Regions from separate parts of the Homo sapiens genome. Here region 1 is linked to region 2. Evidence: chromatin contacts called from ENCODE Hi-C or POLR2A ChIA-PET data. All regions are on one chromosome and are shown on one strand. The core of a region is the stretch at or near the end of the contact, and the rest is flanking DNA. Distances in the headings are between cores, read along the strand shown. Region 1 overlaps LINC02660 (long intergenic non-protein coding RNA 2660). Region 2 has its middle 24 kb from the start of LINC02660.

Region 1 (2,700 bases), core at 173-2,672, 36 kb before region 2:
AAAATCATATATTTGTAATATATAATAATATAAAATAAGGAGATAAGTAATTCAAGTTGATAAAATGCATTTATTCCATTAAAAATATTATTATAATTAGGATTCAGTTTTTACTGATATCTCCATTGCTGGCACTAAAACAAACCTCTGGACCAGTATAAACTAATTCAGAATTATTTTTTGCTTGCTTCCTCAAAAGATGTCTTTTCCTCTTTCTGCATTGCAGCTGCCTGTCTCTGGGTTCCTGGCTCCTGTGTGGTGACAACCCCTTCCATCCCATGCCTCCCGGTGAATCCCAGCCTCTCCAGTTCTTAGTCGGCCTGGCCCTCGAACTCTGACTGCAAGCCTGTGGCTCTCCTGGATTCCACATTCTAGGACCTGGAGTTTCTTCACATTTCACTGGCTGAACCCCACAGCACTCCGTCCCCTTTTCATTGCTATTGCTCTACTGTTTCCTGTGGTCCCTGATTATGTTGGGCCTCTCAGAGGCTTCGGGTAGACTTTTCTACTAGACTGTGAGGCTGTGGCCATCTGCATGTACAACACAGGAAGGCCTTGTGGTGATTACAGTCATGAAAACTTTTGTCCCAGCACATAGGCTGAAGGATAATTTGACATGAGGGTGAGATTTGACTCCATTTAATTGGACATTAAATGAAACACATAGCATGCCTTTATTTGGTATTTAAATTATATGTTAGAGAAAATACTTTACATGCTGGGTGCAGTGGCTGACGTCTGTAATCCCAGCACCTTGTGAGGCCAAGGCGGGTGGATCAGTTGAGGTCAGGAGTTTGAGACCAGCCTGGTCAACATGGTGAAACTCCGTCTCCAATAAAAATACAAAACTGTCCAGGTGTGGTGGCACACACTTGTAATCCCAGCTACTCAGGAGGCTGAGGCAGGAGGATCACTTAAACCCGAGAGGTGGAGGTTGCAGTGAACTGAGATCATGCCACTGCACTCCAACCTGGATGACAGAGCAAGACTCTGTATCCAAAAAAAAAAAAAAAGAAGAAGAAGAAGAAAATACTGTATATTCTGTATATTCATAATATTTTTGTCTGACATTTGACATTTTGAGTATCTGGTATTATAATTCTATCATAAACAGTGGCCCAAGAACCTACATGGAACTTAGGAAGCTTTTTCCCCATAGAAATATAAAGTTATTTACAAATTAACCTTTAACATCCATCAGTTTGTACACTGGGAACTGATTTTACACAATTTTTACTCTGACCCACAGGTCAAAAGCGACATCATCACCTCCTGAAGGCAAGTCCACACTGGGCCCCAGGAGCTGAGCTGCTGCTTTTCCGGTTGACACATTTCCTCACATGCTTCCATCAATTCTTTCTGTGGTCACCACACTCCATGTTAATTACCACATCCTTTGCCTTGCCTGTGTTGGATTCTATTAGTGGCTCAGCCTAAACTCTAGACAAAATTGAGTCATCCCGCTCTACTCTGACATGGGATAGTCAAGAACAACTATGTGGAGACCGTATTTGGCGATTCCATGATATTAGAGACAGAAGCTTGGGCTGGGGGGAAGAACAAGCCATTTCAGCAGTGCCCTTCCCTTTCCTTCCTTGAGGAATTCTTATCAATGTGAGGTCATTAATACCTGAAAGACCAAGAATAAAATAGGGGTTTTGGAATGAGGTGCCAGGCAGGTAGGAAGAAAGGGTTGGAAATGTTGACACAAGCCCCACCCAGCTCATCAAGGGAGCACATTTGGGTTTGAGCCCAAAGCTCTCAACAGATGAAACCCCATCTCTACTAAAAGTACAAAAATTAGCCAGGCATGGTGGTGAGCGCCTGTAATCCCAGCTACTCAGGAGGCTGAGACAGGAGAATAACTTGAACCCGGGAGGCAGAGTTTGCAGTGAGCCAAGATGGCACCGGTGCAATCCAGCTTGGGTGACAAGAGCAAGACTCCGTCTCAAAATAAAGAAAAAAAGAAAGAAAGAAACCAGCTGGGCATGGTGGCTCAAACCTATAATTCCAACACTTTGAGAGGCTGAGGTGGGCAGGTTGTCTGAGGTCAGGGGTTTGAGACCAGCCTGGCCAACATGGTGAAATCCTATCTCTACTAAAAGAACAAAAAAATTAACTGAGCATGGTGGCATGCACCTGTAATCCCAACTACTCAGGAGGCTGAGGCAGGAGGATCACTTAAACCCGGAGGCAGAGATTGCAGAAAAAATAAATAAATAAATAAAAAGAAACCATTTCTGGAGTGGCCTCTCTCCATGCATCCCTCAAGAACCCACAGAAAATGATCAAGTTGGGGGTTCTGCATCCAAGCCCACCCTCTCAGCTTCTTGCTTTCTGCCTTAGATAAGACTAAAAGATCACAACATGGCAGTACTCCTTGGAAAATACTTAATAAATACATAGAAGTGTGCAGGGCAGGGCAGCCAAGGTCTGGACATCCCAAGTCTATGCCGTGAAATAGTTCAGAATAATCATTCCAAGACTCCCACAAACACACAGCAGAACTGAGATGAACACTGAGTTTCCACGATTGTTACAAACAACAACCAGCTGTGGGACATGGCTGGTTCCCTCTTCCTTACGGTGCAAGGGGCACCATTCCTCAGCCTTAGATATCAGCCTGTTATTCCAGCAGCCAAGCACTAGTGCTTCACCTCGGCAGGTGCACTTCCATACCCACAGGTCAGCCAGTGACCC
Region 2 (2,840 bases), core at 263-2,762:
AGTTGAGACCACTAATACTGTAGTGATGTTTTTAACCTTCCACAGCTTCAGTAAGGTCATCTCTGGGTACAGAAGTAAAAAGAAATTGTTTTTCCGATTTCAGTTAGTTCGAAATAACTGCTTCAATTGAGGCCACTAATACTGTAGTGATTTTTTTTTTATCTTCCACAGCTTAAGTAAGGTCAGCTCTGGGTACAGAAGTAAAAAGGAAATTTTTTTCTGGGCACAGTGGCTCACACCTATAATCCCAGGACTTTGGGCGGCTTTGGGAGGCCAAAGTGGGAGAATCACTTGAGCCCAGGAGTTCCAGCCTGGGCAACACAGCGAAACACTATCTCTACAAAAAAACATAAAATAAAATAAAGCTAGTTGGCCGGGTGTGGTGGCTCACACCTGTAATCCCAGCACTTTGGGAGGCTGTGGTGGGTGGATCACGCAGTCAGAAGTTCGAGACCAGCCTGGCCAACATAGTGAATCCCTGTCTCTACTACAAATACAAAAAATTAGCCAGGCATGGTGGGGTGCACCTATAGTCCCAGCTACTCAGGAGGCTGAGGCAGGAGAATCGCTTGAACCCAGGAGGGTAGAGGTTGTAGTGAACCGAGATCTCACCACTGCACTCCAGCCTGGGCAACAGAGCAAGACTCCATCTCAAAAATAAATAAATAAAATAAATAAAGTTAGTCGCACATGGTGGTGTGTGTCTGTGGTCCCAGCTACTTGGTAGGCTGAGGTAGGAGGCTCGCCTGAGCCTGGAGAGTTCAAGGCTACAGTGAGCCATGATCGCACCACTGCACCTCAGCCTGGATGACAGAGTGAGACCCTGTCTCAGGAAAAAAAAAAAAAAAGAAAGAAACAAACAAACAAAAGAAAATTTGGATATTTGCTCCTGATGTAAAAAAGAAACTCAGCATTTCAGATTGCAAATATACATTTATAATTGCAAAAATAATACAAAGGAATAATTTTAGGGAAAAATACAATACATATATGTATATATGAGACCAAAGGGAACGCCTCTGGTCTTATGTCTGGGTAACTATGACATGAAGATAAGTGGCCTCCAAAACAGCTCTCTGCCCTGTGCTCTGACTCAATCATTCATTTAAGTTACACGAGTTTATGGAGAGATCAATGTGCCAGGCCCAATGATAAGCACAGCACAGAAGCTACAAACCAGGCCTTCAGGACCTTGTCCTCCGGGGGCTGTCCTCAGCTCCCTGTCTGACCCCTGCAGGTAAGGATCTCCTGATTTGGTTAATTCCTTGAGGAATGTCCCCTGAGGTTAAGAACAATGTGTATCCTCAGTGAGTAGCAGAGTGCCTTTGTACACAATGCCCATGTGATGAATTAGGTGAGTTAATAACATGAGGGGCTGGAACGAAGGAGGAACGGAATGCCTTGAGAAGTTTTAGAAAACTAGTTTGTGTCTGGGGCACCCTAAGCCTTGGAGGAAGCTGTGACTCAGTCCCAGAGCAGCGGTGATAGTAACTAACCCCAGACACTGACGTGCCAGGCTCCGTTTTGCCAGGAAATTCCCCTTAGTGAGAAGGACGGGTTTGTTCTCATTTATGGCTTTCTCCACCTCTCTTGAATGAACAGGAGTCTCAGGAAATGTCTGGGAACCGGAGACTATGGAAAATAAAATTTTTAAAATGTGAAACACAGCAAAGTTTTTTTTTTCTTTGTTTTGAGACAGAGTCTCGCTCTGTCTCCCAGGCTGGGGTGCAGTGGCCTCATCTCACCTCACTGCAGCCTCCATCTCCCAGGTTCAAGCGATTCTCGTGCTTCAGCCTCCCAAGTAGCTGGGACTACAAGGCATGAACCACGATGCCCGGCTAATTTTCTGTATTTTTAGTAGAGATGCGGTTTCCACATGTTGGCTGGGCTGAGTCTTGAACTCCTGGCCCCAAGCCCACTTTGGCTTCCCAAAGTGCTGGGATTACAAGTGTGAGCCGCCGCACCTGCCCAGCTCACAGCAAAGCTTTTTGAGAATGTGATAATAATCTGGTAATAATGGCTCTTCACCAAGTAACTAAGGTATTTCACAGCTTTCCTGGCTTAACCAGTTAGGTTAAGGAAAAGAGAAGCCCCCAAGGTGAGGTGAGGCCTCCTGGAATTAGGGCTGGAATCCACTGATAAGTAAGGGTCTGAGTCTGCCTACCCAATTTTACATTCGCTGGTAAAGACTGGAGTCCTTTTATTCCCTAATTATGTGGCTCATGGATCATCTATTTAGATCTACATAGATCCTTCAGGATCTATTTTTATCTATCATCTGTTGCTGGAATTTGTTGTTAAATGAACTGACTGTACTTTATGTTTCATCACCCCTTGCACACACTCACAGGCGTCCATCTCTGCGCGGTTAATCTGAGCCAGGAGTTCCCTGTGACGTCAGTAATAACTGACCTATTTATCTGTGTCCCGGGCTGCTGATCTCAAAGTAGAGGTTTAAAGGAAAGAACACCAGAAATCATTACCTTCTTGCCTGTATAATTAGTAATAGGAAAAACCCAGAAAGAGACAGAGAGAAAGGGGGGAAAAAATCCTCTGAGAACCCTGGTATATGTGGCCGGCTAATTCAAAAAAGTCCCAGGGTAAGTTGGAAAACGCGTTCTTTAAGACCAGATCAAGGTCTCTGCTCGTCATCAGGAAATATGATTTGTGCTAACACAGGCCTTCCGTTAAAAACCTCCCGGGCAAGTTAGCTAAGGACAGCAGGTCTGACCTATGAGTTAACCAAAACATTACCTCATCTGCAAAGAACTCCAAGAACCATTCAGATCCTGAGGTCCAAAATCCTTTTTCTAGGTTTCTGTAAGTTTCTCACTTTCAAA

What was found. Hi-C counts contacts between places; a loop is a spot of excess contacts on that map. ChIA-PET counts read pairs that join two places held with the same protein, here RNA polymerase II (POLR2A). Pooled maps may share reads with other maps.
Region 1: a map of endothelial cell of umbilical vein shows a loop between it and region 2 (5-fold over the local background). The contact joins two enhancer-like sites. A Hi-C loop is called at or near these places in 10 of 168 maps with a recorded cell type or tissue (B cell, CD4-positive, alpha-beta T cell, GM12878 and 6 more), 32 of 37 single-sample maps with no recorded cell type and 22 of 50 pooled maps. POLR2A ChIA-PET finds 5 or more read pairs at or near these places in 14 of 52 experiments (CD4-positive, alpha-beta T cell, CD4-positive, alpha-beta memory T cell, CD8-positive, alpha-beta T cell and 9 more).

The regions. Positions count from the first base shown.
Region 1 is chr10:3,923,198-3,925,897 of GRCh38, reverse strand. All of the region lies in intron 1 of LINC02660 (long intergenic non-protein coding RNA 2660), which reads right to left. Among named protein-coding and RNA genes, the nearest start is that of LINC02660, 13 kb to the right of the region's middle. Within about 2 kb of position 1,422, at least 4 of the 41 ENCODE cell types and tissues checked have a DNase peak (open chromatin) inside an H3K27ac peak, as active enhancers do; they include endothelial cell of umbilical vein, where a contact is called at or near this core.
Region 2 is chr10:3,886,688-3,889,527 of GRCh38, reverse strand. No RefSeq gene overlaps it. Among named protein-coding and RNA genes, the nearest start is that of LINC02660, 24 kb to the left of the region's middle. Within about 2 kb of position 1,512, at least 28 of the 41 ENCODE cell types and tissues checked have a DNase peak (open chromatin) inside an H3K27ac peak, as active enhancers do; they include endothelial cell of umbilical vein, where a contact is called at or near this core.